Regions from separate parts of the Homo sapiens genome. Here region 2 is linked to region 1. Evidence: chromatin loops called from intact Hi-C (ENCODE). Cell type or tissue: endothelial cell of umbilical vein. All regions are shown on one strand. Each heading gives the region's core, and the rest is flanking DNA. Links, peaks and the distances in the headings are about the cores only.

Region 1 (14,356 bases), core at 4,698-12,697:
CCAGACCAATGTCAAGGGGCTTTTTTTCCTGTTTTCTTCTAGAAGTTTTATAGTCTCAGGACCCAAGTCCTTACCCATTTTGAGCTGATTTTTCTATGCAGTGTGAAGTAAGGGTCTAATTTCGTTAGTCCACATGCAGATAGCTGGTTTCCCAATGTATTTTATTAAGAAGATTGTCCTTTCCCATGGTTTATTCTTGGCACCTTTGTTGAAAATCAGTTGACCATAAAGGCATGGGCATATTTCTGGAGTCTGTTGTGGAGTCTATTGTGGTCTGTTGTGTTCCACTGGACTTTACGTCTGTTTTTATGTCCGTTAACATCCAAAATACAAAAGGAAGTCAAACAACTCAATAGCAAGAAAACAACATAATTTAAAAATGGGCAAAGAACATGAATAGACATTTCTCAAAAGATATACAAACGGCCAATACATTTATGGAAAAAAAAGCTCAACATTAATAATCATCAAGGAAGTTCAAATTAAAACCACAAAGAGAAACTTCTTCACACCTGTTAGGGTGGCTATTCTAAACCAACCAACCAACCAAAAACAAACAAACAAAAAACCCAAGATAACAATTATTGAAGAGGATATGGAGAAAAGGGAAGCCTGTTGGTGAGAATGTCAATTAGTACAGCCACTGTGGAAAAAAGTCTAGAGGTTCTTCAAAAAAATTAAAAATAGAACTATTATATGATCCAGCAATTCCACCTCTGGGTATACGTTCAAAGGAAGTGAAGTTAGGATGTCAAAGAGATGTCTGCACGCTCATGTTCATTCCAGCATTATTCACAAGAGCCAAGACATTAAAACAACCTAAATGTCCATTTATAGATGAATGAACATGAAATATTATTCTGCCTTGGAAAATAAGAAATCTTGTAATTTATGACAACTTGGATGAACATGGAGGACGTTGCGCTAACAAAACAAGCCAGGCACAGAAAGACACACACGATATGACTCACAAATACCACATAATTTATACATGGAATTATAAAAAGGTGAACTCATCGAAGCCAAGAATTAAATAGTAGCTTCCAGGATCTACGTGGAGCAGGGAACGGGAAGGTGTTACAAAGTTTCAGGTAGGCAGGAGGAGTAAGTTCTGGAAATCTGTTTTACAAGCTGGTGACTACAATTAATAATAATGTACGAGACACTTGCAAATCCCACCCCGGCCTGCAGAGGCGCTGTCCCGCCCCCAACCCAACCACGGGCATTTGCAACACGGGCGGAAAAAAGAACCAAAACTTCCTAAGGCCCCACTTTTTTCTAAAAGGTACTTTAAAAAAAACTTGTTTGTATTTTTTGTTTACATTTTACATTTGTGTACACATGGTTAGGGTCAGCCGTTTTTGATGATCTGGAATGACCAAACCAGCCTTCAGAGTGCGCTCTGTCCTACTTCTTGACTTTGCCTGTGGTGTAACCATGCTCACTACAACCTCAAGAAAAAACCTTGTAGGAAAATAAAAAACGGCAACAAAATGCCAATCTTCTTCCGAGCATTCCAGTAACTTGTTAGTGTGTGTACTTAGCTGTACTTACCATAAGTGGTTGGTTCCTATGAGACCGTTTAAAAGGCCAAAAATAAAAGGTCTTTTTTTTTTTGTCCATGAAGATGCTGTTTATTTATTTATTTTTAGCCTGTTTGATGTAAATGTGAGACAGTGTTATCCAACAATAAGCAGGAATTTTATTTTGTTGAGTTGTTCTTAAGCAACAAAAACAGTAACTAAAAAACCCTCGGGGTCAGATTACATGATCTGAGACACTGCCGAACTTAACATCCAAGAAGCGCAGGCTTTGTGGCGGGTCTTTGCAGAGTGATGATTTTACTCTGATTTTACTCTGGGGTGAATGGAGTCCACTATTCCCTGGGGCAATGTTTTTTCTCCTCCCCTCTGAACTCTCCCAACCTCTGTGGTTGCCAGATAAAACACAGGATGCTCAGTAATTCGTTTAATTTTCAAGTAAACAACAAATACTTTTTCAGAATAAGAAGGTCTCAAATATTTCATGGGACACACTTACGAGAAAATATTACCTGTTTATGTAAAATTTAAATTTAACTGTGTACTCTGTATTTTTAAATAATTGTTTCATTTTAGAGTAGCTGGAGAATATATGTTGCCAATATGGTGCGAGGGTCCCCACACACTCCTTGCACAGTTTTCCTGCTGTTAGCATTTTATGTGAGCATGCCTCATTTGTCACAGTTAATGAACACATCAACATGCTATTATCAACAAGGACACGTCACTGTTCCCCAAATCCACTCCCTCATTTTCTTAGTTTTCCCTGTCCTCTTTGTTTCCCAGGGTCCTATCCAGGATCCCACATGACATTAGCCCGTCTGCCCAGCCTCCTCTTGGCTGTGACAGTCTCTCAGTCTTTCCCTGCTTCTCATGGCCCAGGCGCTTTTGAGGTCAGGTGTGATGTAGAATTTTCCCCAGTCGGGATTTGTCTGATGTCTTCCTTGTGATTAGACTGGGCTGCGGTGTGGCGTGAGCCCGCAGAACTGCAGTGCCATCCCATCACAGTGTGACGAGGGCACACCCTACTATCCTGACAGGTCACTGTGGATGCTGACTGAGATCGCCAGGCTGAGGGGTGTGTAAGGCTTTCCCATTGCAAAGTTCACCTTTTCCCTCCATTTACATATTGTACTCTTTCAAAGAAATGTCACTGTGCACAGCCCTGAGCTGGGGAGTGAGGGGTTCTGTTCTGCTTCCTTGAGGTACTCTGTGGATTTTTGGCTAAATCTGGCAGCCCTCCTCACCCTTCAGTGGATCCTCCACTCTCCTCCACTGTCCTGGCTTCCTCATCCACTCCAGCCCAGGCAGCATTCTCCCTCTTTGCAAGCCAGGAGCACTAGGAATTTACAAGCCAGGATGCCTCACCCCAACCCCCTGCATAGCTGCCCTCTGATCACATACCTCAGACGAGACTGTCAGCTTCAAAGGGCAGAGGCCGTTCTTGGGTGACCGCTGACATCCCGGAGCACCTGGAAAGGAGCCAGCCGCAAACACCTGTCGGTCTCACTTGATGAACATCCTAACTGCAGGCTTCTTTTTCCCTGGACAGAGCAGACAGCCCTTCCAGAGTCATCACGAGCCCGGAAGCTGTAGTTCCCTCCTGAGCAGGGGAATTGGGTACCCCGATTTGTATCAGTTTCACAGGGTGAAGGAAAGGCCCCTGATGGACACACCATCCTATTTGTCCTCTGCGAGGCCAGTGATGACTGGCCAAGCAGCAGGAGGTACCAGTCACCCCAGGACCTGTGCCTACGTCTGTGCCAGGGTTCATCCTCATGCTGACTCCTGGTGAGGATGCTTGAGGCTGACTGGTCTGGAAACCAGCGTGGGATGGCATCCCATCCAGACCTTGCCTCTTGCAAGGCTGTCTTTCGCTTAACAGACTGAGGCCATGGTGCCCTCTGAGTCTCTGGCTCTCCCTGGCCTCCCTTTCAGGAAGATCTTCCTAGAGTCTATCCTCAAGCTTTCTATGGGCAGAGGACACTCTTCCCATCCTGGTCTACATCTCTGCAGAAAGGGCAGACCCTCCCCACATACCCTGAGAGTACCAGAGTTTAGCCTTGCGCCTCTCCCATTGCTCGGACTCCATAACACAGAGCTGTCCCTGGGACAAGAACACACCTTTCCAGAGATCGGGTCAGCCTGGTTAGTCCAGGTGGCCAGCGATCCTGGAATAGAGTTGAGTGGTCGATGGTGGCCACCTTTGTGGGGAGGAGGTCCAGGTCTTCAGATCTTGTGAACCAGACGCGAGTAGGTTCTGAGGCAGGGCAGCCCACGGTGCTGGGTGGTATCATCTGGCCTCACAGTGACCGGCCAAGGGCTCGGGGAGCCAGGGTTCCTGGCAAAAGCCAGCGGGGACGCCGGGTGTTCTGGGAGAGGCTGGTCTGTCCGTAAGCTGGCCCGGCTTTGATATGGAGCTGCACGTTCACCTGGAGGCAGGGTCCTAAAGGTAGAGAGGCTGCTGCGCCCCTCCTTGCTCTTTCCAAGCAGACCTGGCCTGCAGGAAAGGCCTCACACTGGGACAGGCTGGAGAGGCCACTGTGGTTGGGGAAGGTTCCAGGAGGGCAGGCGTGGAGGGAGCACAGGAACTGGGGGAGCCTGCTACCACCAGAGAGTTGGGGGAGTCCGGGTAGAGTCCAGCGTCCTGGGGAGTCGCAGCAAGGTCCTGCCGTGCCCACGGCCTGCTGCGTGGCTCTCCACGGTATCCTGGTCTCTCTGAGTTCCCTTCCCCATGGACAAGGCCATGGTGACAGCTCCACAGAAGCCTCCTGAGCATGGGAACCTGAGACAGTGCTGGGCCTCGGTGCTCCAAGGTGGGTCCTGGACCCCCAGGCTGGCTGAGCGGGAGCCTTGATCTGGAGGGAGTGGCCCTTGCCAAACCCGAGGAGGGCAGAGGCCTGGAGAAGCCTCACCTTGACAGGGGCTGAGGCTCTGAAGGTGGTGGGGAGGACTCTGAACCCCCTTGGGCCACCTGCCATTAAGAAATGGCAGGCACTTAAGCCAGTGTGCATGCTACACCTGGCTGTGTCAGCCCATCCTGGGAACGGGCCCTGTCTGGGAACGCCCCACCCCTGTCTGCTGCAGCGAGGTGAAGATCAGCACCTTGCCAGCATCCCCTGGCAGCCCTTTCTGTCTGTGCTATGAATTCTCTCTCACTTTTTCTTTTACCCAACACCATCTACATGGCTGTTCGTGCACAGGACTTTGATTTCTGTGATGTGCTCTGATGTGCGTCGACTGTATTTTATCTACCCATGACTGCACTGCTGGCTCCTGCAGCCATCAGAACCAACCTTTAATTAACATCACTGTATATACGGCTTATAGATTCAAAGGAGTTATTGAAGTTAGTCTTAAGACAGAATCCAAATGATGGGGTTTTATGCACTGGAAATGGCCCTTGAGGGGAAGGATGAGATTACCATTCCTGGGGAACTGTGGGGCTACGGTGGTGGAAAGGGGAGTTGCTGGTAATCCCTTCCCTCATTCTCACCCAGCGTGCATAAAATGCTGCTTCCTTTCCTAGCACATGTGCATTCCAATTCCTCCATTCTAATTTGATATATTTTTATCCAGGCACACATCTCCTCTGACAGGCAGGTGTCATTTGCTGGATTCTCTTTCTACCTTTTCTCTAAAACCTTTACTCATTTGCCAATCTTGGCAGACAGCTGGCATAATTTTTTATAGGTCCGGAATTTTATAATAGACTGGCATTATTTTGAGTTCTGGATGCCCCCATTTTTTAAAATGTCTTAAGAAAAGTCTCTGAGATATGGAAATGAAAACATGAAAAAGTTTAATTTCCTGCCTGAAATGGAGATGAAGAAGAGAAAATGTCAGAACAAACACAGATTAATTAATAGTAATATAAATTATCCTTTTTCTTTAATGAAAGAGGAATCATGCTTGGCAGATGTATGAGGGAAAATGCCTGCCTGGCTCTTGGATTTAGAGAAATCTGAATTTGCATCCTGGCACTGTGTGACCTTGAAGAAGTTATTAAGTGCCTCTAGGCCTTCATTTTTAAATATATAAAATAGGGATGGCTTTCTGCACTCATAGGACTTGTGTGAGGATTAAACGAGATACGATATCAGAGGATACCTCATGTGGGTTCAGGCACTGATTAGCATCTGAGCTTTGCCATCATCCTTAAGCTACAGATTGGATGGAGGAAGGTCAGCGTGAACCAGCCTGAGGGGTCCTGCGGTTCCTGTGGAAGGCTCACCTGTGGAGGGGGACAAAGTCCTTCTGAGCACCCACGCTGAGGCTGGGTTTCTCTGAGGCCCCCAGCTGACTGTGGACGCAAACACCCCCTGCTTCCCCCTCTCGCCAGGAGCTCCTGACCCTGTGAGCTCCAGGCAGCTCTTTACTGAACAGATCTTGATACCCAGGGGAACATTTCCTGAAGCAATTGCACGCTTGCATTTTATGCTTGGAAATTCCACTTAGGCTGTGCTCCTAGGGAAGGAGTCTGGACCCTGCCTCAGACCAGGGGCCCTCCAGCTGCCCCCTGTGATCCTGTCTCTCTGGAGGGGATGCTGTGCTCACCCCAGGCATTCATGGGGGCCCCTGGAATCCTCTACCAGATCAGATTAGCTAAGAGCTAGAGCTGGTGCCAGAGCAGACTGGGAACCACCTGGTGGCTAAGACCATTTTCTCCAGCTTCCGTGATGGTGTGACTAAGTGTGGCCCGAGGGGAGAGAGGGGAATTAATAATTGGTTCCGAGGTAAATTGATAGAGGAGATATAATGAGGAATGCTGACTTTGTGTGATATTGCTTGGTGCTCCTGTGCAATGATTGGATTTGCAAAGTCCGTGACTCAGCTCGTTCTTTGGGAAGTGAACCCTTAAAAATTGAGAGCTAATGAGAGCAGCCGTGTCCCTCTGATGCCAAGGTTCAGAACCTGGAGCCACGTGGGAGAAAGGCCATGAGAAATGGAGAAGAGTCTGCATCAGAAATGGCATGAGGGGCCCTGCAAACTGACCCCATTCCTTCTGGAATCGCTTCTCCTCTGGCTGGTAAGTGTGTACTTCTTTCTCCCACAGGCTCCTGTAAGTGGTGCTGGCTCTGCTGTCCACCCAAGGCAGCCGTCCCTGTGAGCCCCTGGTGAGCCGGGCTCCCGCCCTGTGAGGTACACACCCTGCAGGCGCAAGAGGGGTGCAGATGGGCTGAGTGCTGGGGGGATAAAGGCAGGAGGGGACTGAGAGGAAGGCTGGGTTGGACCGGGAGCCAGCTGGGCAGGGGCATTTATTGGGCACCACCGGGGCATACACAGTCCGGGTGCTACCTGAAGTGTGGAGCAGGGTGAGGACAAGAAAATGGAGAAAAGAAAAATCCCTGCTATTGGGTAGCTTAAGACTTGTGCTGGAAAATCAGTGGATCTGAGCAAGGTGCAGAGGAAGAGTGTGAGTCCAGGAATGCAGCAGTTGATGCTCCAGGCCTCACAGCGCTGGGCCCAGGGCCGGCTGACTGCACTGTACACCCAGACAGGGCAGCTCAGGGTGGAGTTATCGCAGGCCTCATCCAATTAGAGACTAAAAGTGTCCCCTACTCTTACTGTTCATGGTGACCTTGTGAGTCACCAATCTTCTATCTGATGCTAAATATTATTTTAATGGGTTTTGATATTTTAAATATAAACCATAGACGCACTCAGAACAGATGATTCTTATTTTATCACGTGGCTTTCTGAAGAGCTGTGCGTGTAGCTCTATGCAGGTAGATCTGGGTGAAAGCAACGGTGCAAAGTGGCTTCTGCCCTTCCAAGCTTTGGCAACTCAGCAGGGAGGTGCTGGTTCCTTCTCCCACCTACGCTCCCTGTCAGGGCTGATCCTCAGTAATGGGCAGTGTGGTCCTCGCTTTTTCACCTGTTATCTGTCACCGACAGCAGCAAATCAGGCAAGGGCTGTGCAGAGCCCACACAGGGAGCATGGCAGAGCAGCGGCCCTGAGGCTGCAGGATGGAGCCAACGCATCTCTCAGTTAAGAGCCAGGGGTCTGGGTTCCTTTCCACCTTTGCACCATCAAGCGGTGTGGCCTCTTACAAACCCTCAGTGCTGGTATCCTTGGTCCCTTCTGATTGCCACAAAGGGTCAGGAGTGGGGGCTGGACCACAATGAGAAAGTCCCTTCAAATTGTGACCATTTGTGGTTGAACTGTGTGACTTACAGCACGGAGATTCTGAGTCGCTTTGATAGGAGCTAGAGTTTCAAGGTTAAAAACAAGGTGAGTACAATATTGAGATAAGTAGATTCTAGATTCACCCTTGGAGACTGGCACAGTTTGTAGGTGTGGAGGAATGGGAACACAGCCCTGAGATCGAAGATGAACAAAAGGGAATAATCCAAGAGGAAAAGCTCAGAGGGTGGGTAGGTGTGGGGACAGGAGAGGCAGGACCAGCCCTGAAGAGCACAAGTAAATGTGGCCTGTCCTCGTCTGGAGCTGCTGAACACCCCGAGACACTGAGAGGGGAGGGGTGAGGTCACCTCCCCTTCCCAGGCCTGTGTGTGGGTCTCTCTCTCTGTGACACACACACACACACACACACACACACACACACACACACGCACGCACAGCATGAGGTATGCACATGGTCTCAGCTGACATCTGAAAGCATGGGAGTGCTTTATCTGCGCTGAGATCTCTCCCGCCGTCTTCCTGGGAGAGGAGGAACGGGTGCTTTACCACAGCCGAGCGTTAGGGGGCGCCAGAGGAGCTGATATCGGACTTGCTTAGAGGAAGATTTAGAAATGATTTTTGCTCAGAAAGGAAAAGCCGGGAGCATAAACACATCAAAAGGCCTCTGCAGCTGTGCTCCCTGCTAGCGAGGGGCTGGCCCTGGCTGAGTCCTCTGGTGGCTGTTGGAGATTTCCAGCCTGCCTCAAAGGGCCGTGCTTCTGCTCCAGCGCCAGGAGCCAAGGCTAGCCCAAGGTCATACAGATTTTTTTCCTGTTTTCTTCTCAAAGTTTTATAATTTTTGATTTTACATTTATTTCTATGATCTACTGTGAATCAAGTTTTGTATATGGTGTGATAAAGCTCATTTAATACATAACGAATTGTCTCAGCACTGTTTGTTAAAAAATACTCTTTTTTTTTTTCTGCTGAAACGCCTTTGTACTTTTGTGGAAAATTAATTGTGTATATATACTTGGGTCTATTTCTGGCCCCCCTAGTTTCTTCCCATGGGTCTATTTATTATCTGCATTTATGACAAGATCACACTGGTTTGAGTATTGCAGTTTTATAGTAAGTTTTGAATCAGATGTTAGGCCTTTAACTTTGTCTGTTGTACTTTCTGATAAATTTTAAAATGATGTTATTACGCATATATTCAGTAGTTTGATTTAGCTGTTCCACAATGTATATACATTTATCAATCTTCTTGTACACCACAAATATTTATAAATTTTGTCAATTGAAAAAATAAACAAAAATGTAAAACAAATTATTTAATGAATTTCTTAAACAATATTTCTGGGACTTGGAATTGCATCAAATATATAGATCAATTTGGGCATATTTGGTAAGATTATTGGGTCTTATGACCTATGGACATGGTGTATTTTCTCTGTTACTTAGGCTTTTTATTTTCACTCAGCATTACTTTATAGTTTTCGGTGTATAGGTGTTGCATGTCTTTGCCTTACTTGATGCTAAATATTCCTACTTTTTATCTTATTCTAAAGTGTATTCTAAGCATTTCAAGTTCCAAATATCGTTTGTAAGTATTACAGAATAAAGTTTATTTTTTGACATGAATACATGCTTTCAGATAGGCTTTATTTTTTAGAACAGTTTTAGATTTACCAAAAAATTGAGAGGGTAATATAGAGTCCCCTACCCCCGCACCCAGGTTCTCCTATTGTAAATATCTTACATTAGCATGGACAGTTGTCACAACTGATGGGCCTATGCTGATGCAGTAACTAAAATCCACACTCCATTCCAGTTTCTTTCATTTTCCCCTAACGCCCTCCCCCGTTTCAAGATCCCATGCGGAATCCTAGGTTACTTTCAGTCGTCATGTCTTCCTGGCCTCACTTGGCTATGAGTGGCTCAGGCTTCCATTGTCTTGGACAATCTTGACAGTTTTGAGGGCTACTCAGGTGTTCTATAGAGTGTCCCTCACCTGGGATTTGTCTGATGTTTTCCTTATGGCTAGACAGGGGTTATATATTTTTGGGAGGAAGGGGGATCACAGAGGTGAAACGTGCCATTCTCATCCCACTGTATGAAGGTATGGACTCAATGCCAGTGTTCCCAACCTTGGTCATGGTGAAACGTGCCATTCTCATCCTGCTATATGAAGGTATGGACTCAATGCCAGTGTTCCCAACCTTGGTCGTGGTGAAACGTGCCATTCTCATCCCACTGTATGAAGGTATGGACTCAATGCCAGTGTTCCCAACCTTGGTTGTGGGGCTGAGGCAGTGGTCACCAGGTTTCTCCACTGTAAAGCTGCTCCTTTCCCTGCCCCTCATATTGCACTCTTTGGAAGGAAGTCACTATGCACAGCCCATGCTTCAGGAGAGGGGTCATGCTACCCCTTCTTGAGGGCAGGGAATCTACAGGGATTTGAAATTCTTCTGCATGGGACAGTGGTCTCATCTTCCCAAGTTACTCACTTATTCAATCATTTCTTTATATCAGTACGGACTCATGGATATGTACTTTATACTTTGGGCTATAATCCAATAATTGTTTATTTTGTGGCTTAACTGTGTTCTACTTTTGGCCATTGGACATACATTCAGCTGGCTCCTCTGTTTCTTACCATTATCCACATGGTTTTAAAAATGGGTTGGTTTTTCCTTTTTTTTTTTCAGCGCGTTTTAAATTTCTGGGACTATAAGATGTTTCAGGCTTACCTTTTCTATTTCTTGCCCCAGTCTTAGAGTCAACCATTTCTGCAGTAAGCCCTGATTTCTTTTGTGGAGAATGACATTAGAAACCAAGATCTGGGTGCTAGGTACATTTGACTTTTGTATAATGAATGTGTATCCTGCAAACTTGCATTCATTATTATGTGTGTGTGTTTTGTAGTTTTTATTTTTTTTAAATTTAAATAAGCTTGTAATCTGTGAAAATAGGCAGTTTACTCATTTATTTATTTCTACTCAATCTGATTGTCTTCTTCTTCTTTTTTTTTCTAATTTAGCTGTTTAGAACTCCCAAAACAATAATAATTTTAGAGATAAGAACCATACAGTCTCTCCTGTTACTAATTTTAGGGGAAAATATAGAATATTTCAGCATTAAGTATGATATTAATTATAGGTTTTTAATAGATTCCCATTATCAGGTTGATAGCTGAGAGATTTTACTAGGAATAGATGTTGGATTTTGTCTGCATCAATTGAGATAATCACATGGTTTCTCTATTTTAATTACTGAATTACAATGAATGATTGATTTTTGAATGTTTTCTGACACTAAACACCACCACTTTAAGTGGTAAATTCCCAGAAAACTCTCCACACTCCAGAAACCAGCCACATTTGGGGTCCCCAGGCCACCTGCACTTCTGACTAATTGGCTACAAGTATAGAGTACTTCCCAATCTTCCTCAAATTCAATAGTTCAATAAATGACTCACACAAACCATATAAACATTATCATTACAATTTGATTCTAAAGGACACAAATCAAGATCAGCCAAATCAAGAGACACAGGACAAAATCTGAGAGGATCTCAAGCATACAGCTTTCGTGTTTTCTCCCTGTGGGATCAAGCACGTCACTATCCAGGCACATCAACTGGAAGCTCCACTAAGCCTTGGTGTCCAGAGTTTTTATGGGGCTTTATTAGGTAGGCATGATTGAGTCGTGGGTCAGGTGAGTAAACTTCATCTGTAGCCCCTTCACTCCCTGGAGGTCAGGCTGTCTTCAAGCCCCAACCCTCTAATTACACGGCTGGTCTTTCTGGTAAAGCCCCATCCTGAGTCAGTTCATCCTTAGCATAAACTCATATGTGGTCCAAGGGGCTCCTGAATAACAAGGACACTCCTATTACTTGGGAAATTACAGGGATCTAAAGTCTCCCAGGAACCAGGGGAAAAGGCCAGTGGAATGATTCATTATACAATATAACATTGAACCAACTTTGCGTTCCTGAAATAAGCTCCACTAGGTTATGATGCATTTTTTAAAAATGTATTGTTGGGTTCATTTCTATAATTTTGCTTAGAAATTTTGCACCTGTGTTCATGTGGGATGATGACTTACAGTTTTATTTTCTTGTAATGTCTTAGTGTAGTTTTGGGATGAAGGTAATTCTTGCTTCAAAAAATCTATTGGGAAATAATGTATCCTTTTAATTTTTTTGCAGGTTTGTGACAGATTGGCATAATTTCTTCTGTATGTACTTTGTAGAATTCACCAGTGGAACTATCTGGGCCTTCAGTTTTCTTTATGGGAAGGTTTTACAGTAAAAATTCACTTTCTAATATAGAGAGAGGTTTGTTCAAGTTTTATATGACTGTTCTTGCATTGTCTTTGATAGTTTGTATCTTCAAGTAATTTTTCCATCTTATCCAAGCTCTCAAATGCACTGACATAAAGCTGCTCGGGATATTCCGTTATTACCCTCTCAGCCTCTGATCTGCAGTGATGCACCTTCTACCCTTTCTGGTCTTGGTAATTTATGACTCCCATCAGTCCGATGAATTTTTATCAATTTTTAATCTCATCAAAGCTCTTGATTTTCTCTTCTATTAAAATGTTTTCTACCTCATTTTTCCCTTCTTTCGTCTGCATCATTTCCTGTCTTCAAATCACTTTGGATTTAATGTTGGGTTTTCCTTTACATCCAGTTCAAATTATTTTATAATTTCAATTTTTATTTCTTTATTGGCATGAGTGGCTATTTAAATAATAAGTATATTATGTAGTTTTCAAACAATTGGAAATTTTTAAGAGATGCTTTTATTATTGATTTCTAATGTAATTGTATTGTGGTCGGGGAACATATTTTGTATGTGCCTGATATGGTTTGGATGTTTGTTTCCTCCAAATCTCATGTTGAAATGTGTCCCTCAGTGTTGGAGGTGGGGCCTGGAGGAGATGACTGTGTCCTGGAGACAAAGCCCTCATGCACAGCTTGGTGCCCTCCTCATGGTGAAGAGTGAGTTCTTGCTCTATCAGTTCCTGCAAGGGCTGTTTGTTTAAAAGAACCAGGCACCTCCCTCCTCTGTCTCTTGGATTCTCTCTGGCCATGTGGTCTCTGCACACACAGGCTTCCCTTCAACTTTTCACTTTCCACTATGACTGGAAGCTTCCCGAGGGCCTCACCAGAAGCAAATGCTGGCACTGAGCTTTTTGCACAGCCTGCAGAACTGTGACTGTAACTTTTTCTTTATTAATTACCCAGCCTCAGGTTTTCCTTTACAGCAACACAAATGGATGAAGACAATTCCTCCGATTCTTTTAAATGTATTTGAGACTTTTTCTGGCCTATTATATGGTCTGTGTTAGAAAATATTCTGGGTTCAGTTGAAAAGAATGCTTACTGTGATATTTTAGGTGTTAATATTCATTAAATGTCAATTAGATCAAGTTACTTGATAGTATTTTTCAAATCTTCTATATCCTCAACAATTTTCTATTTGTTCTATTAATTATAGACAGAATGATATTTTTCAAATGTGATTAAGCTTGTGATTTTTTTCTCCTAGTCATTCTAAGAGTTTTTGCTTCAGCGATTTCAAAACTCTGTTACTAGGCAGGTATAAAACCATTTAGGATGGTTATGTGCTCCTGATGAACTGATCATTTTTCTTATAATGAGCCATATATTCTTTTTTCTTTGTGTGCCAGATACATTTTTATTGGATGCCAAACATTGTTAATTTTACCTTGTTAGGTGGTGTGTGTTTGTGTGTGTGTCTGTGTCTCTGTGAGTGTATGTGTATATGTGTGTGTGTATACATATATATTGCTGTACGTATTATCTGGCTCTGTTCTGTAATTCCGTCATGTTACTGGAAATTGATTTGGTCATTTTGAGTCATAGGTTGAACTGGAGCTCTATTTGGTGTAGGGGTAGTTATTTTTCACTACAGAGAAAAGACCCTTCTATGTACTGTAGCTGATGTCTCATGTCCTGTGAGGTTTTCCAGTCTGGCTGGTGGAGGCACACACTGTCCTTATTTCTGTGTGAATCTGCTGGACACTGCTGCGTCTAATCCTTTTGGGTATTTTCGTGACAATGGGTAACTTACTTACACCCGTGCACTGATAAGCACCCAATCATCCAGCTTTTATTTTTAATACTAAAGTGAGAAAAGCAAATCTGGGAGGAATTTCACGTGCTCTTTTCAAAGCCAAATGTAAATTTTCTACCTTTTTAGTCTCCACGCCTTTGATTCCCTTTCCCCAATTAGACAGGCACTTGAGGACTGGGTGCATATGTGAATGGGATGAGTCTTTCCTGCCACAGGTCCCCAATTAGACAGGCACTTGAGGACTGGGTGCATATGTGAATGGGATGACTCTTTCCTGCCACAGGTGATGGCACAGGAGGACAGAGTCCAACGGCACCTTGGGACTTGTTCTGGCTAAGGTGCCATATGTGACTTAGGCCACTGTACGCCAAGTGGGTCCCAGGCAGGGATCCATCTCCCTGGAGGGAGGAGAAGGAGTCTCCTGGGACTTATTAATTCTAGTGTCTTATTGATTATTAACAACTTCATACTGATAAGCTCGGCAATTGAAGAGACTTGGATGAGTCCTTGGAAGGACATGGAAGGACGTGCAGATGTGTTTGGGGGGCTTCCAGCTCTTTCTGCAGGTGGAGCTTTTCTGT
Region 2 (17,026 bases), core at 3,576-11,575, 81 kb after region 1:
GGGGTCAGGGTTCTGGCCAAGCTGAGGATACTCTCCATGTACACACAGAGAGCAGCATGTGGTTCGGACTCTTTGCTCACCCAGCTTGGGGGTGTGTTTCCCATCTAACGACATACAAGCATGTGAGCCTCTCGCCAGGCTTCTTCGTGCAGACCCCTTCTCCTCCCACTGCCTCCCTGGCCTCTGAGAATGGAGGAGTTTATTGTAAACCACCAGGCTGGGTGCAGCGGAGTCAGAAGAATGACTCACAGGCAGGGTTGCAACCACCAGGGGGCGGAGCAGCGCGGCCCTCCCAGCAGGGGCGTAGGACTAGAGTGAGGAGGGGCGCGAGTGCGCGGCCCACAGAAGAGCCGCGGTTTAGATCAGTGGACGGATTGGCACAAAATCTGGAATTATTATTTTCCAATAGAGAGAGAAAAGGGGCTTGTAGGAACTGTTCACTGAACCAGGCAGAGAAAAATATTTTTCAAGGTGTTTTTTTAAATGGTTTCAGTCTTTTAGACACAATTACAAGTACTTTTATAGAAATGTCTGTGTAACTAAGACAACACACACATTTTTAAAGTGGTTTATTTACACAGAATGTAGATTTCTTCATGTGAAAAGAAATTCCAACAATTGACCGCAGCCTTTTTGAACTCCAGAGACTGAGGCCAGGGTGTCTACATTTCGGTGACCTTTCTTGGTTCCCATCCCGGGCTTCGCTGTTCCATGCTCACAAAGCCTCTTCCGAAAAGAAATCCCTCGCTTAAAAGAGCAGCATCTCTTCATCCAGGGTCAGAGTCAGACTCCGCCGGCGTTCAGTTTCAAAGAATCTCACACGGCCCTTTTTATAAAGAGCAAAGCTTTTCTCGTTCCATTGTCATTTACACTAGTTTATTTTGGTTTGTGGAAAAAAATGTATTATCTTATAAAGCACATTTCAGCAGACAGCATCGAGCACTTTGAGGCTTCATTTGCATAATAAACTGCCCAGAACAATGATAATCCATAAAAGGGTCCCATAAAAGGACCCTTCAGAAGGTGGCTGAATAAGTGGAAAAACAGGATGATTATCACAGCCACCAACAACGTCACCAGGAGTGCAGCTTCATAAACAGCTTGTCAGTTAGTTAATTAGTTGGGGGTGAAGGCCACAGCTGGGGCAAAAGGCCTGAGCCAGCCAGACAGTGTGCTTGCCAGACACTGACCCCAGCCAAGATCACATGCAGAAAGGGGGCAGCAGGGCTGGAGGGAACGCTCAGGTTTGACCAGACACACCTGGATTTGAAACCTGTCCTCACATTTCCGGGATGTGTCATTACACAGAGCTTTGGTTTTCTCATCTGCAAAGCGAACGTAAAAATACCTACCTTATAGGGTCGATTTGAAGACCAGAGGTTGGGTAATGGCAGGGTGGGGAGAGGGACACCACTGTTTCAGGACCATACGCATTGTAATCACCTCATCCTCGTGGCAATCCAGGTGCTGGTATATTTGGCATTTTCATGTTACAGATGAGGAAAGTAAGGCTCAGGCAGATGAAATAACTTGTCCAAGGCCACTCAGCAAGTAAACATTGAAACCAGAAGCCCCGCCCCATTCTGCAGGTCTCCCCAGCCTGGCCCCGCTTCTCCCTCCCAGTGCTCCCTGTCTTTGTGGTGTCTGGGGGGCTCCTCCCTGCTCGCCAGGTGATTACACAATTCTGCTTCACAGGTGGCTCATTTTTCTTTCCTGGACCTGAAGCTCCTTGAGGACAGTGACAAGATCATAACTGTCCTCGTAAACACTGCTCTGCCTGTTGATAGCTCCCCTTATTCTGAGGACTCCCCTGAAGGCAGCTCAGGAGCAGCAGTTTCCCTGCCAGGCCCTGCAGAGCCTGGGAGAATCTGCATCTGGTCCAGGCCTGTTCTCTTCTGGATGGAGCCTGCCTGGTTGCCCTCTGCCTGCTCATGGAGGTCTCCACTGCTCAGACCTAGGCCCTGGGAGGCCCTGGGAGAAGAGTTGACCAGTGGGAAGCAGGAGAAGGGGAGGGGATAAAAGCAAGGGAAAGCCGGATAGCAATGAAGAAGAGAGGTGGAAATAGTGCCTGTGCCAGGAGCAGGGTGCCCCACCTGCCCTCAGAGCTCAGGCAGAGTCCCCATGGCAGGGGCTGGGGCTGGGGAGGAAGCCAGGCAGATGCCACTGCCTCACAATTAGAACAGCATTGTGGCTCAGAAAACCATGACACCAAGAAGTGCCAGGAGGGCAGGGACCTACTGAGGGGCAGCAGTGGCGTGGCACAGGGGCAGCCTGTCAGCACCTCGGCCTGACTGTAGTTTAGGGGTGGGAATGGGGTGAGGTGTAAGCTGGAGATGGGGCAGGGGCCGGTCCCGAGGATGCAAATGACTCAGGCCTCTTGGTGCCAAGCAGGAAAACCCAGCCACAAGCAGCTTAAACATGATAATGGGCATTTATTGACTTGACCACCTAATAAGTCTGGGCCCAGCCAACTAGGTTCTCAAGTGACATCACCAGGTGCTAAGGTCAGCCCCACCCACCCACTCACGGGCTGAGAGTGGGGAGAGCAGGTTCTGCTGAGCAGGAAAATAGCAAATATTCACCATGCAGGGTAGCAAAAAGAAAAAGAATAGACAGGAACATGATTGGAGAGAAAGCTGAAAAGAAAAAGGGAGCAGGAGGAACAGGGAAAAACAAGAAGCGGGGAATCAGGCAAGGAGTTTCAAGACAGGTCCTTGCAAAGGTTGGGAAAGAAAGAGAGAGGCTCCAGCAGATTTGCAGGGTTTATTGTAAATTTGGCAAGAGTTACACAGAAACCAAAAAGAACGTGTGGTTCTGCTCCTGGCCATGGTGCGGTCATTGCATCACCTTCAGCCTGGCTTTCGGCAAAGCTCACCTCCCACCCCGCCCCACCCTGCCCGTGGAGGTGAAGAGCAGCTGTTCTTGGTCACTCGCTTCCTAGTCCCATCCATAGCTTGGCTCTGGGAATCCTCTCTTCAAAGCTCTGAGCAGATTCCACCGGTGTCTACAGGCTGTGGCCCAAAGCCGTGCAGCTGAGAGTGTGACGAAGTGGCTCCACACCTCCCGCTCCGGCTGAGCAGAGACACTGCCGCTTCACTGCCAGATCCAGGATCGTCACCCTCCAGTTCATTCTGGGCAAAGCCACCTGCCACCCATATGCACACTTGTCCTCAGCCTAACATGGGCCCCATGGCTTTCACCACCCCAAACTTTGGCTCCTAACCCTTTGTTCAGACAAACCTGGTTGCAGACCAAGATGCTTGATCTGTGAAGATGCAAGAAACTCTTATCACTGCTTTTGCTGTAACCCCTCTTTCTTCTCTGTCTTTCGAAGCATGCTTAGTGGGTTGGAAAGCAAAACTAAATGGGAAGAACTAATATTCATTAAACTCTTGCCATGCACTGAGCTCTTTCTATAGTTTTCTAATCCTCTTTTTCCTTTTCTGCATTTGCTGTTTCTTAAATTGAGTATTGTTTTGTGCAAGACAAAATGTTTTCATTAAGAAATCCTCTTTGCCTGTGTTAGATGGGTTGCTGGCACCTCACTGGCTGGTTCTCAGTGGAGGTGGGCATTCTCACTCAGCCATGCAGACCACAGGGCTCAGAGAGCTGACCTGGCTGCCCCAGGCCACGGAGCAGTAAGAAATAGAATCACAATTCAAACCTGGATTTTGTCTCCAAATCCAGCAAATCTGAACGGTGGCGCTATAAAGAAAAACATAAATAAATAATTTACCTGAAAGGACAGATAAAAGCACTTTTCTTTCTGTTGCAAATAACATAGGTTAGAGTTCAGATTTTAAGTGCCAGGGAGGTTAAGTCCTGTCAGGAAATTTTTGTCCAAAAAGGGGTGAAAATTGCCATGGTGTGCAGAGTAAAAGGGGAAGGGAGCAAAGCTGAGGTGTAGGAAAGAAGATGGGAGGTATCTGCGCCCCTTCCCTGAAAGGAGGTGTGGGCAGCAGCGTGTGTGGGGTGGAGACGTCCTGAGAGAGGCCCGAGAGTGCCCTCTGAAGAGGAAACCGCATCACCGAAGCCTGGGCTGGCCCCAGCTGAGGGCAGGAATACCTGCAAGCCCAGAGGGCCCCAGGGCCTCCTGAGCAGTGTGGGCTGAGTCAGCTCCTTACTGGGCAGGGTTAGACTGAGACAGGAGCTCCAGCCCCAGCAGGCTGGAGGTATTCGTTGGGCACCATCGCATCGAGCCCAGAGGGTGACTCCAGAGCATGACTGTCTTTCAAACTTTAGAAAATCTTGGGACCTTACTCTTACACAAAATTCACAGATGTTTAGCAAGTATACTGTTTCAATAATGTCTGTAAGACATAATTTAGTAGAAAAAACTTATATAAATCCATAATCGACGTTTGGAAGATATTGGAAAAGCAGTATGGATAGCCACATTAGGGCATTGAAGTTGGTGGTGAAATCGTAGGACTTCTAATAACATTTCTTTCATTTTTATGATTTAAAAATTATTATCAAGAAAAACTTTCATTCTATAGAACTTTAGAATTCCTAAGCAGGATGGAAAATCTCAATCCAAACCAATCTTGCCCTAACTCTTCCTGCCAGATGAGATCATTTTGGTAAAAGTAGATTTAATTCTATTAAAGCTGCTTTACTTTTCAATGCTTAATAGGATGCAAATGTATGCAATTAATTTAGTTATTTGCATAATAAATATTCCCATAAAGTATCTTTGCTGCATGATCCCAAGTGTTTTATTATTAATTATGTTTTTCAAAATCAGAGAAGAAATATGAATGTTGGTAAGTATTTTAAAAAGCATCTATTCCTGTTTGTTTCTCTAAATTCAGTTTGGGATTAGTGGCCCTTAGCAATGGATTAGAAATTTGCAGTGTGCAAGAATGGGTCTGAGAAGCTTGGCTCCTGAGCTCAGGAAAACCCTCTGGCTAAGATGGAGGTGGCAAGATCCGTCCTGAGCTCTTCCTGCACCATCCTTGCTTGGAGCTCATTGTCCTGAAAGAAAATGGAATATACAAGCAGGGTGTGAGGAGAGGAAAGCAAGCAGGCCCTGCACTGTGCTGTACCCACCCCAGTCCCTCATGTCTTCACTGGAGGTTCAGACCCTGCCTGGGTCCAGCCTGGGTTTCCCTCCTCCTCCGCAGGGAGGAGCCGCTCTATTCCCACCTTCCCACTCTGTCCACTGTTCTGCAGATCTGCCTGACCTCAGGTAGACCAGAGTTTTCATTGCATTAAAATATTTTCTCCACCACAAAAGCAATATATAGTCATTATGCAAAATATGTGATTCACAGATAAACAAAAGGAAAAATGCAAATTAACTATAATCCCACCATTCAGAAAAATTTATTTTTAATACCTTGAGATGATCAGCATGCCTTTAAGTTTCCCAGAATTAAATGTCTGTGGCCAAATCCTTTGGAGAAATCTACATGTGAAACTGGCTGCAGATCTTCCTCATTCCAAAACTCACTTGAACACAGAATCTTCATGTAGTAGTTTTTAATAAAACGTGTATTCTGTGAGACGGGTTTTGAGAAATCCTAGTGTAATCCCTGCTTGTTCCTGGCAGCTGCCCCCAGTGCCGTCTCTGTCAGGCTGGTGGCCTGTCTGTCCCTGCGGAGGAGAGAACAGGACCTTGCACTGCTGTGACCGCCAGTTCCCAGGCCCCGTGGGATGAGCCGTGTCCTCACGGCAAGCCTGCCCTGCCTGACCTCTGGGTCTGTCTCGTGGCTATTGTCTCTTTATTTTTCAGCTACCTCTTGTCTTCATAACATGAATGTCCTTGCCAGCATATGGGCACAGTTTGATTAGGGGAGAATTATCACCCGTTTAATGCAATATACAACCAGTGTGAGATGCAGAGACACCGAGTCTTGTGTAAATTATCTTACAAATCTGAGGCCAGGCACGGTGGTTCAAGCCTGTAATCCCAGCACTTTGGGAGGCTGAGGCGGGAGGATCACCCGAGGTCAGGAGTTGGAGACCAGCCCAGCCAATATGGTGAAACCCCGTCTCTACTAAAAATACAAAGATTAGCTGGGCATGGTGGCAGGCACCTGTAATCCTAGCTACTCAGGAGGCTGAGGCAGGAGAATCATTTGAACCTGGGAGGTGGAGGTTGTATTGAGCTGAGATCGTGCCACTGCACTCCAGCCTGGGTGACAGAGTGAGTCTCTATCCCAAAAAAAAAAATTAAATAAATAAATAATAATTTTACAAATCTGAGATATGCGCCTGAAAGACACATCTTAGATTTCTCGCCAACTCATTGATCAAGTCACCTATCCACAGAATAACTGAGTCAGTCTGCTGTCTTCACCCAGGAAAGTGATCAGGTCTTTATAGCTCAAGGCTGGGTTTGCTTGTAGGAAATCCCTGTGTGGGCTGCAAGATTCAAGATGCATTGGGGATTTCTCCCTCAAAAATATCTTCTCCATGGATGCCCCAGGGAGCTCTCATGGAAGCTATCAGAGTGGTCTTTGTCCAGGAGATGCAGTCATCCTCATGGAAGCTATCAGAGTGGTCTTTGGCCAAGAGATGCAGTCATCCTCATCGAAGCTATCAGAGTTGTCTTTGGCCAGGAGATGCAGTCATCCTCATGGAAGCTATCTGAGTGGTCTTTTGGCTGGGAGATGCAGTCATCCACAGATCTCTTCTTGTTTTAGCCACCTCTCTCTCCTCCATGGGCTCTCTAAGGAAAATACATGCATAGGCTAAACTGGCAAAGGAAAGCAAAGTAACGCTTTATTATTAATTGGGACTTTGGTTCCAAGCCTCCAAACAGAATTCCATTAAACTATGTTGGACTCAATAGGTAATTCTTCATGAGAATTTATGAGAATATGCATAAGGCAGCTCAGAGCTTAGAACCAAGTGCTGGGCAGTATATTCCTTTTTATGCACTCACAACCAGACCTTAAGCTTGACTCCATCAACCAGGCCAGAGAATTCCTACAATAGCAGGAGGAAATGGAGTCACAGCACAAGGGACCCTGTTTGTCTGCAGTGCTCAGCACAAAACCAGCCAAGCCTGGTTGCTGTATTAGGAAGAGAGAACTTTCCGAGAGAAAGCCTGTCTGGCCCTTGGCACTTCCCGCTGCAGTCACTGGAGAGGTAAGAGAGAAAAGGGGCCACTCTGTCATGTGTTTTCTCTGAAAACAAACCCAGGACACTATGACTAAGCATTGACCAAGAGCTTGGAATTTCCTGTCCTTGATGCCACAAGCAATCCCAAACTTGGCAATGTAAAATAGCAACTGTTTTGTAGTGCTCTTGGGTTCTGCAATCCAGGGATCTGAGAACAGCATTGTAGGGTGGTTTATCTCTGCTCCACACTGTCTGCATCCTCAGCTTGGAAGACCGGGAGGCTGGAGGCAGCTTGGCAGCTGGGGTCTGAACCCCCCTGCAGGCACACTTCTTCACATGGCAGTTGATGCTGGCTGCTGGCTGGGACCTCTGCTGGGCTGCCAGCCAGAATATCTGTTTGTGGCTTCTCCATGTGGCTGTTTGGGGTTCTTCAAATTTCTTCTAAGAGTGAACATCCCAAGAGAACCAGGCTGAAGCCATATCACCTTTCGCATGCTAGCCTTGGGAGTAAAATCATGTCCTTCTCATTGTACTCCATTAATCAGGGCAGTCGCAAAGATCCAGCCAGACTGAATGAGAGGGGACAGACATCATCATTCCACGGCTGGTACGTTAAGCTTACATTGTAAGAAAAGCATGTGGGATGTGCAGTGTTATTACTTGCCACCCAACTCACCCTCGATTAGTAATAAAGTGTCTATATGGGACACGTGGAAGCAAGGGGGAGAGAAATAAGAGTCCTAAGTTTCTCCCAGATACTGACTGATACTGGGAAACGTGCCTAAAACCCACTGCTGGAATCCTTCTCTGGATCAGAGCACGCAGCCTCAGAACAGTGAGTAATTAAGCTGTTATTGGCTGTTGGTGTCAATAGCCAATACTGACTACACACTTCATTGTCTATTGGTCATATTAGAAAGCAGACGGGACTGAAGATCTAGACGGATAAATTGTTCTTTGGTGAAGGGTTTTGGGACACGTTTCATCAATAGGTTCCTATCAGGCAAATGCTCCAGGAGGCTGGAGATGAAAACTGAACAAATAACTGAAAGAAAAGAATAAAGAAATGCCTTCTTTAAGCCTTGGCTCCTTCACAATTTGACCATGACCAGTCCTTCCCAGAAGTGAGAGTCAGCTGGGCAGGAGTTTTCCTCCATCAGTGGAGTCATTTTATCAACATCCAGCCTTAGAGCGCTTCTTTACGGAGGGAGAAACTCAAACACAAGGCAGGGGAGGTGACAAGTGTGTTCTCCAGGCCTGGGGTTTCAGGTGAGGGTGGAGGTGTGGGGCCAGGCAGGTGGTGGCTATCCCCTCTTCCCCATAAGGAAGATAACACGAACATGCAGGTTGATGCAGGGAGAGCAGAATTATGGGATGTTACATCTTACAGAAATATCAGTTATGTTTCTTTAATTGTCAGTGACAAAAAGATATTTTTTCTACAAATAAAAAAGGCCATATTTGGAATAATATGGAGCATCTTACAAAAGGAAAATTGTACCTGTACCTAATAAGCCATAGTAGCTCTGGGAACTGAATCTCGGGCACCAGGAACAGTCTCGCATGTCATTGTAATCTGGATTCATGAGCTCTGACTTTCCACAGTCTTTGAGTCACTGAGCACTAGGATCAACTTTCACAGAGGATCCAGATAATCAGCCAGCTTAAGTCACACTCCTACAGCTTGGCTAGGGTAGGGATTCCTCACCAACAGTCCCATAAGATCTTATCCAGTCAGGAGGGGCTGGCCCAATCTGAAGTGCAGCCGAGACCGGGAGCCACAGACCTGGAACCTGTGTACTCAAAGAGTTGTCCACATGCCAGCAGCACTGGCCCTTCCAGGAGCTGTTAGAAATGTAGAACCTCAGAGCCTACATTGAAGATATTGAATCGGAGTCTGCACATCGCTTCTGAGAAGCCATGAGCTAAGCTGATGCCATTCAGCTGGGTAGCATCGCAGTCACTGTGCAACTTTTAAACATACAGCTGCCCAGGCCCACTGCAGACCTGCTAAATTCAAGCTCCTTGTAGTGGGGCCAGGGCCCTGGGACTTCATACAAAACTCTGCAAGTCATCACTGATGAGAAAACCAAGACTCGATGAGGTAAAGCAACTTCCCCCACCACAAAACCTAGTCCTGTGTGAGGGAGCCAGGGGTATTTACATTTTCCTAATTTACATCCTTTTAAACTGCATTTTTCAGAGTCTCCTGAGCTCAGAGGAAGAAGCTGCATAACCAGCACACTTCCAGAGAGGACCGAGGAAGAGAGCGTTGCTTCAGCCAGGGTCTGATTAGTCATGCCTGGCAGGCTCTGCTGAGCTGGGTGCTCATGGGTTTTGCTTGCTGAGCTGAATTAATATATTAGTGGATTTCATGTTTGACTCGCTCTTTCTTTCTCACTGCGCAGGAGCTAAAGGAGTGGAGCTGGGGATGCCAATGTTTCTGTTTAGACAGCTGAAGGGGCCATGCGAGCCCACAGCGAGAGCTGCAGGAGCAGCTACTACAGGGAGTGGGCAGATTTTAGGGTGCGCAGATTTGTACTTGGTGTGGCTCGGTTGTACATTCAGGAATCTCTTTCCTTGTGATACGCAGAGCTGCACGTGGAAGATGTTAGGAACACAGCTGGGTGCAGTTTTGCTGGTTAGTTCTGAACAAACCTACAGACGTGAGATTTGAACTCTATAAGGGAAGAAAGCAAGGAGGAAGAAGGCACTGAGGCTGCCTGTCACCAGAAGGGTTCTGGGCAAAACGGGGTAGAGTGACTTGGGACAGTTCCTCCTAACGATAGCACAGGCAGTAGGGGTTGAGACACAGTGGGGTTGAGACTTGCTTAAATGTATAGTTATTCAGCCAGCCATTTTCATAGAATAATTGTGGGTTGCCCTGAGCTGCCGCGTTCACATGCTCTGCAGTGGAGTACTATATGCTAATGTGAGATGGGAGTACACCCAGATTTCACCCCCCTAGAACGTGGTTTTTTTTTTTTTAAAGTAAAACAATGCTATGGCCAGGTGTGGCCTGTTAGCTTTAAAAACAAATGGCCTCTGCTGAGGGACACTTGGGTTGTTTCCCTGTCTTGGCTACGGTGAGCAGTGCTGCAGTGGACATGGGAGGGCAGGCAGCTCTTCTACCCACTGACCTCCTTTCCTGTGGGTTTGTCCCCAGAAGTGGGACCTGCTGGATCATATCGAAGCTCTGGTTGTCATTTTCTGAGGAACCTTCAGGCTGTTTTCATCCTGGCTCTACTAATTTACATTCCCACCCTCAGTGAATAAGGGTTCACTCTTCACATCCTCACCAGCACAGGTTACCTTTTTTGACTTTTTCATAATTGCCATCCTAACAGGTGCGAGGTGATAACTGTTTGCGGCTTTAATTTGCATTTCCCTGATGATTAGTTGAGGACTTTTTCATATACCTGTTGCCCATTTGTATGTCTTCTTTGGAAAAATGTCTATTCAGGTCCTTTGCCCATTTTTAATCAGGTTATTACTCTTATTATTTTGCTACTGAGCTGTATGAGTTTCTTATTTATTTAAAATATTAACCCCCTTTCAGATATATGGTTTGAAAATGATGTCTTTTATTCCATAGGTTGGCAGATGAATGGATTAAGAATATGTGATACACACACACACACACACACAGGCACACGTACTAAAATATCTTTCAGCCTTAACAAGAAGAAAATCTTGCCATTTGCAATGACATAGATAAACCTAGAAGACATTATGTTAAATGAAATAAAGCAAGCACAGAAAATCACATACTACATGATCTCACTTATATGTAGAATCTAGAAAAGTTGGAATCATTGAAATAGAGTAGAATGAAAGCCACAAAGAGCTGGGGGTAGGAGAAACAGGGAGATGATGGTCAAAGGTCAAAGGACACAAACTTGCAGGTATAAGATGAGTCAGTTCTGGAGACCTAGTGTACAGCATGGGGACTCCAGTTAATAATGTGTTTGACACGTGGAACTTGGAAAGAGTCGATCTCAAGTATTTTCACTACACACACACACACACACACAAGTACCTGTGAGGTGAAGGATATGTTAATTTGCTTGATTGTGGTAATCATTTCACAATGTATGTCTATATAAAACATCATGCTTCACACTTTAAATACGTAGAGTTGTAAATGTCAATTTTACCTCAATGAAATGGCAGGTCCTTTCCTTGACCTGCCACCTGACCTGCTACAGTTCAGAGGTTTGAGGCAGGGTAGAGTCACCACCAGAGTGGAGATGGAGGCAGTGTTTAAATAACACACAATTATGTTGGGAAGTCAAAGGGGACACCAGGCTCTCTAAGGAAAAGCTTGGCCTCTTCAGGACATTCTAGGAGGACAGCACATAATCCACACCCCACACCACGCCTTTCCCTGGGTGATGTCATTCCTGAATCCACACCCCACACCATGCCTTTCCCTGGGTGATGTCATTCCTGAATCCACACCCCACACCATGCCTTTCCCTGGGTGATGTCATTCCTGAATCCACACCCCACACCATGCCTTTCCCTGGGTGATGTCATTCCTGAATCCACATCCCACACCATGACTTTCCCTGGGTGATGTCATTCCCGCTGTGGCATCTGGATCATCCACCTGCCAACACTGCCCAGAGCCTCACCTCCAGACCAGACCCACCCTCTTCAGATGGCCCACCCTGTAGACCCTCTCAAAGAGCTCACAGGCACCCCCAGAGAAGGTGTCCCAAATTCCTCCTTCTCTCACCAGCCTGTTCTCACTGAAGTCTTGGTTATCTTAGTAAATGGCACCACTACCCAACCAGTTGCTTGAGTCCATAAATGTGGGACTTGCCATTCACACCACCCGTTGTCTTATCACTCAGTTTAAACACATCTCTCAGCCTTGACCATTTCACTTTCAAAGTATACCTTGAATCTCTCCTTACCTCTTTGTGTTTATGGCCACCATCTGACTCTAAGCCACAGACACCTCTCATCCAGATGTGGCTACAGCCAGTGTCAGCCTGCCAGATACACACCCTGCTCACTTTCCTGCTTCCCTCCAGTCTATTCCACTTGCACACACATATACACTCACACACACTCATTCACATGCACACTACCACACACACACACACACAGCACTGCATACACTCATACTCACTTCCATACCCATGACCACACACTCACACACTCATGCACATACAGTCACATACAAACATGTGATCTTTAAGAACGTATGTTATATAACATTGTTTCTGCTTACGCTTCATCAGTAGCACCCTGTGGCATTTTGTATTTAATTCAAACTTCTTCACTTGTTCCAGAAGCTCCTGAGAGCCATGGCCCCTGCCGGCCTCCCAGGTTCCCCTGATACCACACCCTGCACTGCCCAGTCCCTCCACACTGACCCCCTTTAGCTGCTCAAAGTCTTCCTCTGCCGTGTAGTTTCCACACAGGCCCTCCCCTGCTGGGGTGCTCTCCCTGCCAGTCCTGGCCTGGCTACTCCTCCCGTAGACCCCCTGATGGAAGGAGGCTCCTTGGACCCAGGCACTGCTTCTGTGCTGGTCTCCATGGGGCCTCAGTAGTGGACAGTGTGTCCATTGTCCACTGAGTGAGTGAGCGTTCACTTGCTTACAGTGTGTGTCCTACACACTGTGCTCCATGAGGGAAGGGACTGATTTGCTCATCACTGAAATGCCCGACTTTCTGGTATTCCACACATGCTCAGTAATACCTGACTGAACAACTCAATACCATCTCCACTATAGAGACACCCACAGAGTGCGGCAGAGGCAGCCATGGGCCAATGTTTATGTGATTGAGTTTCTGATGCTATCACAGGCCCTAATTCCCCGTGTGAATTTGGGCAAATTGCTGTACCTCTCTGAGCCCAACTTCCTCACCTGTATGTAAGAGGGTTTACATCAGGCATCTTTATGGCCCTGAATTCTGAAAGCATAAGAAGACTTCACTTCCTGGGGTATTTGGGGCTGGCCCGTTATGTTTGCAGGGAGCCTGGTGGTGTTCCTGTACTTGTCCTCCATTTTTTGGCTTGAAGTGTTGAGAGCGTGTGCGCTTACTTGCTGGAGACCCCATGGTGTGTAAAGCTGTGGTTGCTGGATTTGGTAACAGCCTCTGCTGGAGCCTGCAGAGCCCCAGAGCAGTGGAACTGGCAACTCCCTGGGATCCTGATCCTCATCAGTTTGGATGCTTCTTGTAGCCATGTGACCCATCTGTGTCTCTACTTCCCTCTATGGGACCGAAGACCGCCTGACCGTGGCTCCATGTGGATGTGAAATAGGGTCTGGAGTGAGCCAAGTGGAGAGTAGTGGGTGCCGCCCCGCCGGCTGCGACACTGGGCTGGAGTCTGTGGTGGGTGGTGGACCCATTGAGCAGGCAGTGTGCACCTGATCTCATGCCAAGGGAATCCACGCGGTGCTTTCCTTGTTTTCTGATGAAAATCATTGGGTACAGTGAGAGAGCTGAGCCACCTGTGTGCCAGGTGCCAGAGATCAGTGGCCTCACCATAAACTTGGCCAGGGCAGAAGATGGCTGAAGGTCAAAGTAGCTGCAAGAGGTGTTGTTATCAAGCATGAAGATAAATCGCTTGATATCAGCTTAAAAATGACAAGAATAAAGCTCCTCCTTTACGCTGCCTGAGACCCTGTTTGCTGACAGTGATGGGTGTGAGCTAAAGCTCACTTGCTCTTGCCCCTTCAGATACAACCAGCTACTGTCCTGCAGAGATGGGCATCTGCCAACCTGCAGAGTCCAGTGTTTTGATAGAACAACTCTCTCGATATTCTTCTCTAACCCCCTCTTACCCTTCGAGCATTTCAAACACTGTCCTGGACTCTTCTCCCTCACCTCCAGCACAGAGGCACAGAGTGGAGAAGAAACACAGCACCAGGACCCTCTTTCCTATCTGTTTAGAGAGAAGAGGGTGGAGAGGGTATGGGCGGGAAAGTAAATAGAGACTAAGGGTAGGAGGAGAGAGGGGCAGGATGGGAGGGAGACAGGGCATGAGGGAGAAAGAGAAGTCATTGATGGGCAGAGGGTGAAGGGAGAAGAGGAGAGAGAAAATGAGGGGTGGAGGGAAGCTTGCCATGGAGGGCACAGAATGCATTTCCCCCTCAGAACACTGGCTTGAAGCAGAGAAAATGAATTTTAGTGATATTCAAGGTTGAAACACGCACCAGCAGTAGACACACTTAGAAATGGCTTAATAAATGCATTAACAATCTACAAAGACACAGAAAGGTCCAAGAATTCTAAATCCTCTCTCCCCTCTAGGTCTCAGCAGACCAAAGCAAGTTATTTTCTGATGAAAGGATTTCATCGGACCTTGATGCTCACTTGGATTTTTAAGTGGAAAAAGGTCACTGTGTCTCTGTGCAGTTGCATCATGCAATTCTAATGAGAGAGGCTTCTCAGTCACTCCAAATGTGACCGCGTGTGCAGATCCTCATGTTCTCAGACACCAGCCCCTTCTCCCAGACTGGCTTGCTCCAAACTGCAATCCTCTGAGGCCCATGATCAGTGTCCTGGTCTGAGGCACATGGAGTGTGTCACCCAGAATTTTTGGAATGGAAATGCACTGATCCTCACAAGAGGCAATCACCATTACACCAAGGGAGCTTCTATGGCTTTCTGTTTGATCGCAGTTCTACTCCAGGAGGCTGCCACTCTGTTATGCCCAGGATAGGTTCATGAAGTGGATTCCTGAAATGCTGCGATTCACAGAGGGTTTCCTCTCGCGTGTGACTGAATTTATCAACATGTTTAATAAAGCTACGTGATCTCCCGCAGGCGTTGGCTGCATAGCATCGCGTGTCCACCAGAGCTGCCTCCCTCCCTGAGTCAACGCATCCCTGAAGATACACAGCTTATGTCAGCAGCACAGACCTGCATCCCCCATGGTGACTCAATTTACATTCCATACCCTTGCCCCTGCATGGGGGTCTTCTTGGAAACTCTGAGACAAGTTGGCTGTGTTAGGAGTCCCCTGATCTCAATCTTGCCCAGCCCTATGTGAACTTAGGTCTCTGGAGACTAAGAAGCCCCATGGGCAGAGGAGGAGGAGCAGCAAAGGCCCCAAGCATGAAGTGATTTGGGGGGAGGAGAGAGGAGTTTCCAGAGAGGGTGAGCACCCCATCCCCACTGCGGCACTGTCCCTCTGCCAATGCACACGATACAGCGGGAGTCCTTCCTCCCGCCTGGCTGTGCAGAGTGGCCCTGGGACCTCTAGGTGGGCAGAGAGCGGGAGGTGCAGCAGATGGAGACGGGCTCCTTATACTCTCTCCTCACTGCTGGGGAGGATAGAAGCAGGAGCCACGTGGCTTCAGAGCCTCCTGTTCCTCCCCTTCCCCAAATTCCTATCAACAGCTAACCAAATCCCTGCAAACACCCGCTCTCCAAGCACCTGCTAAGAACCAGGGGTCCTTGGCAGAGGACTCCCCTCGCAGTGGGTGCTCAGAGCCCACTGATCTTGCCCCTCCGCTGGCCCGGCTATGGGAACTGGCAGGTGGCAGCGGAGCTGGAACTTAGGAAGGGCAGGATGTCAGCTTGGAGCCATGCCGGCTGTCACCAGAGGCCGCCCCTCCCACAGCTAAGCCTTCCCGGGTGTTGTGTCATGAGCACACACAGTCCGGAGTCTCCGACACCACTTTGTTTCCCCTGCTCTATCCATGGGGCCACCTCTCACTTTCCCAAAAGAGAGGGCAGGGTGTCAAGCCGTCTCACAGATGGCAGAGCAGATGCCTGACCATACTCTCGAGCAGCTTCAGAGAAGTATTTATGCCCTGAAGTGGTTTCTTCAGGTGACCAGATGAAGGTGAGTTGCTGGACACCACCTACCCCAAGGCCCCTGTCCTCAGGGAGCTCAGGTCCGTGCCCCTCAGAGGTTCATGCCCCTCAGAGCCAGCCAGCTCCCCCTTCCACCTAACCCTGACCAGCAGGAGACCTGTGGAAGTCAGGGGTCGGCCGTGCCCCCTTTCCTCAACCTTCCTGCCTCTCAGCCTTCCCAGGCTGCAGAATTTCACCCCTCAGAGGCTTCCAGAGTCTGCCCACTCCTGTGAGGAACCACCGTCCTCCATAAATGAAATGCAGCCCTTTCCCTGGGGAAGCATGGGGGGCTTACTGAACCCGCTTCTGTGAGGCTGGGCTTGACTAGTGGGCAAAGCTGAGTGTGGCTGGGCCTGGCTGCTCCAGCGGGGCGGTCCCTGCTGCTCCCCGACCCAGAAGGTGGCCTGTGGCCAGAACGTGGTCTTAGAGCTCAGCCCTGACCAGCTTGTGAACTCAGCCCCGGTCGACCCAGGAGGAAGCACAGGTCTCTTGTCTCACTGAGTCTCATCCCCTCAGCCACAGACCTTCCTCCCCATCTCCTCCACCCGCAGAGGTAACCGAGGGCTGGGATGGGGCTAGGAGGCCTCGTATAACTGTGGGAACTGTGGCTGGAGGGTGTCAGAGAGAGAACGCGGAATTCCAGTCTAGTGTGGAAGTGAGGTGAGAGATGCAGATTGCGGTTTTAAAATCTATATAAAATTACCAACTTGAATATTTCCTTATGACTCCTGGAATTCTACTTCTCGGCCCCTAAGTGTGGACATCTGATGCAGTTCTGGAATGTAGAAGGGTTTTATAAAGGTTTCAGGAAATGTTCTTCTTTCCCTATTACAAGAAACAATTGACGTTTCTGCTCCTATATGCTTTTCTTTCTGCTTTAAAAGCAGATAAAATTTTCAGCTACAGCTTCAAGCTAGTGAATAAAGCTGTGGAAATCTGGTTTCAATACATAGAATTCTACCTCTGCGATGACTGCCTGGCGGTGGCTGTTACGTGATTCCGGGGACGTAAGGCCTGTGAGAGTGAGGTCAGGGCTCTGCTGCACTGGGAAGCGTGGGGGCCGGCAGGTCATGATGATGTTGGAAAAACTTCATCTAGATCACTTTCAGGATATCATGCGATACTCAGTGTG

What was found. A loop is a pair of places that touch in the nucleus more often than their neighbours do. Peaks named below come from ENCODE experiments on the same cell type or tissue, not always from the same donor. Only the 100,000 strongest peaks of a DNase experiment are listed, where the experiment ranks them.
Region 2: it touches region 1 in a loop (4-fold over the local background); 7 of 110 quality-filtered maps call a loop at or near these places.

Annotation. Positions count from the first base shown.
Region 1 is chr11:134,860,497-134,874,852 of GRCh38, forward strand. No RefSeq gene overlaps it. Among named protein-coding and RNA genes, the nearest start is that of LINC02697, 83 kb to the right of the region's middle. In endothelial cell of umbilical vein, for the core only: a CTCF peak has its summit at 8,227; a DNase peak (open chromatin) is centred at 8,345.
Region 2 is chr11:134,942,123-134,959,148 of GRCh38, forward strand. LINC02697 (long intergenic non-protein coding RNA 2697) reads left to right here and starts at 8,867. Exons shown (of 2, transcript NR_187396.1): 1 at 8,867-9,175; 2 at 14,344-17,026. RefSeq lists enhancers at 5,184-5,684, 5,685-6,185, 6,738-7,937. In endothelial cell of umbilical vein, for the core only: no CTCF peak of the experiment used is centred there; a DNase peak (open chromatin) is centred at 7,099; H3K27ac peaks cover 2,112 bases.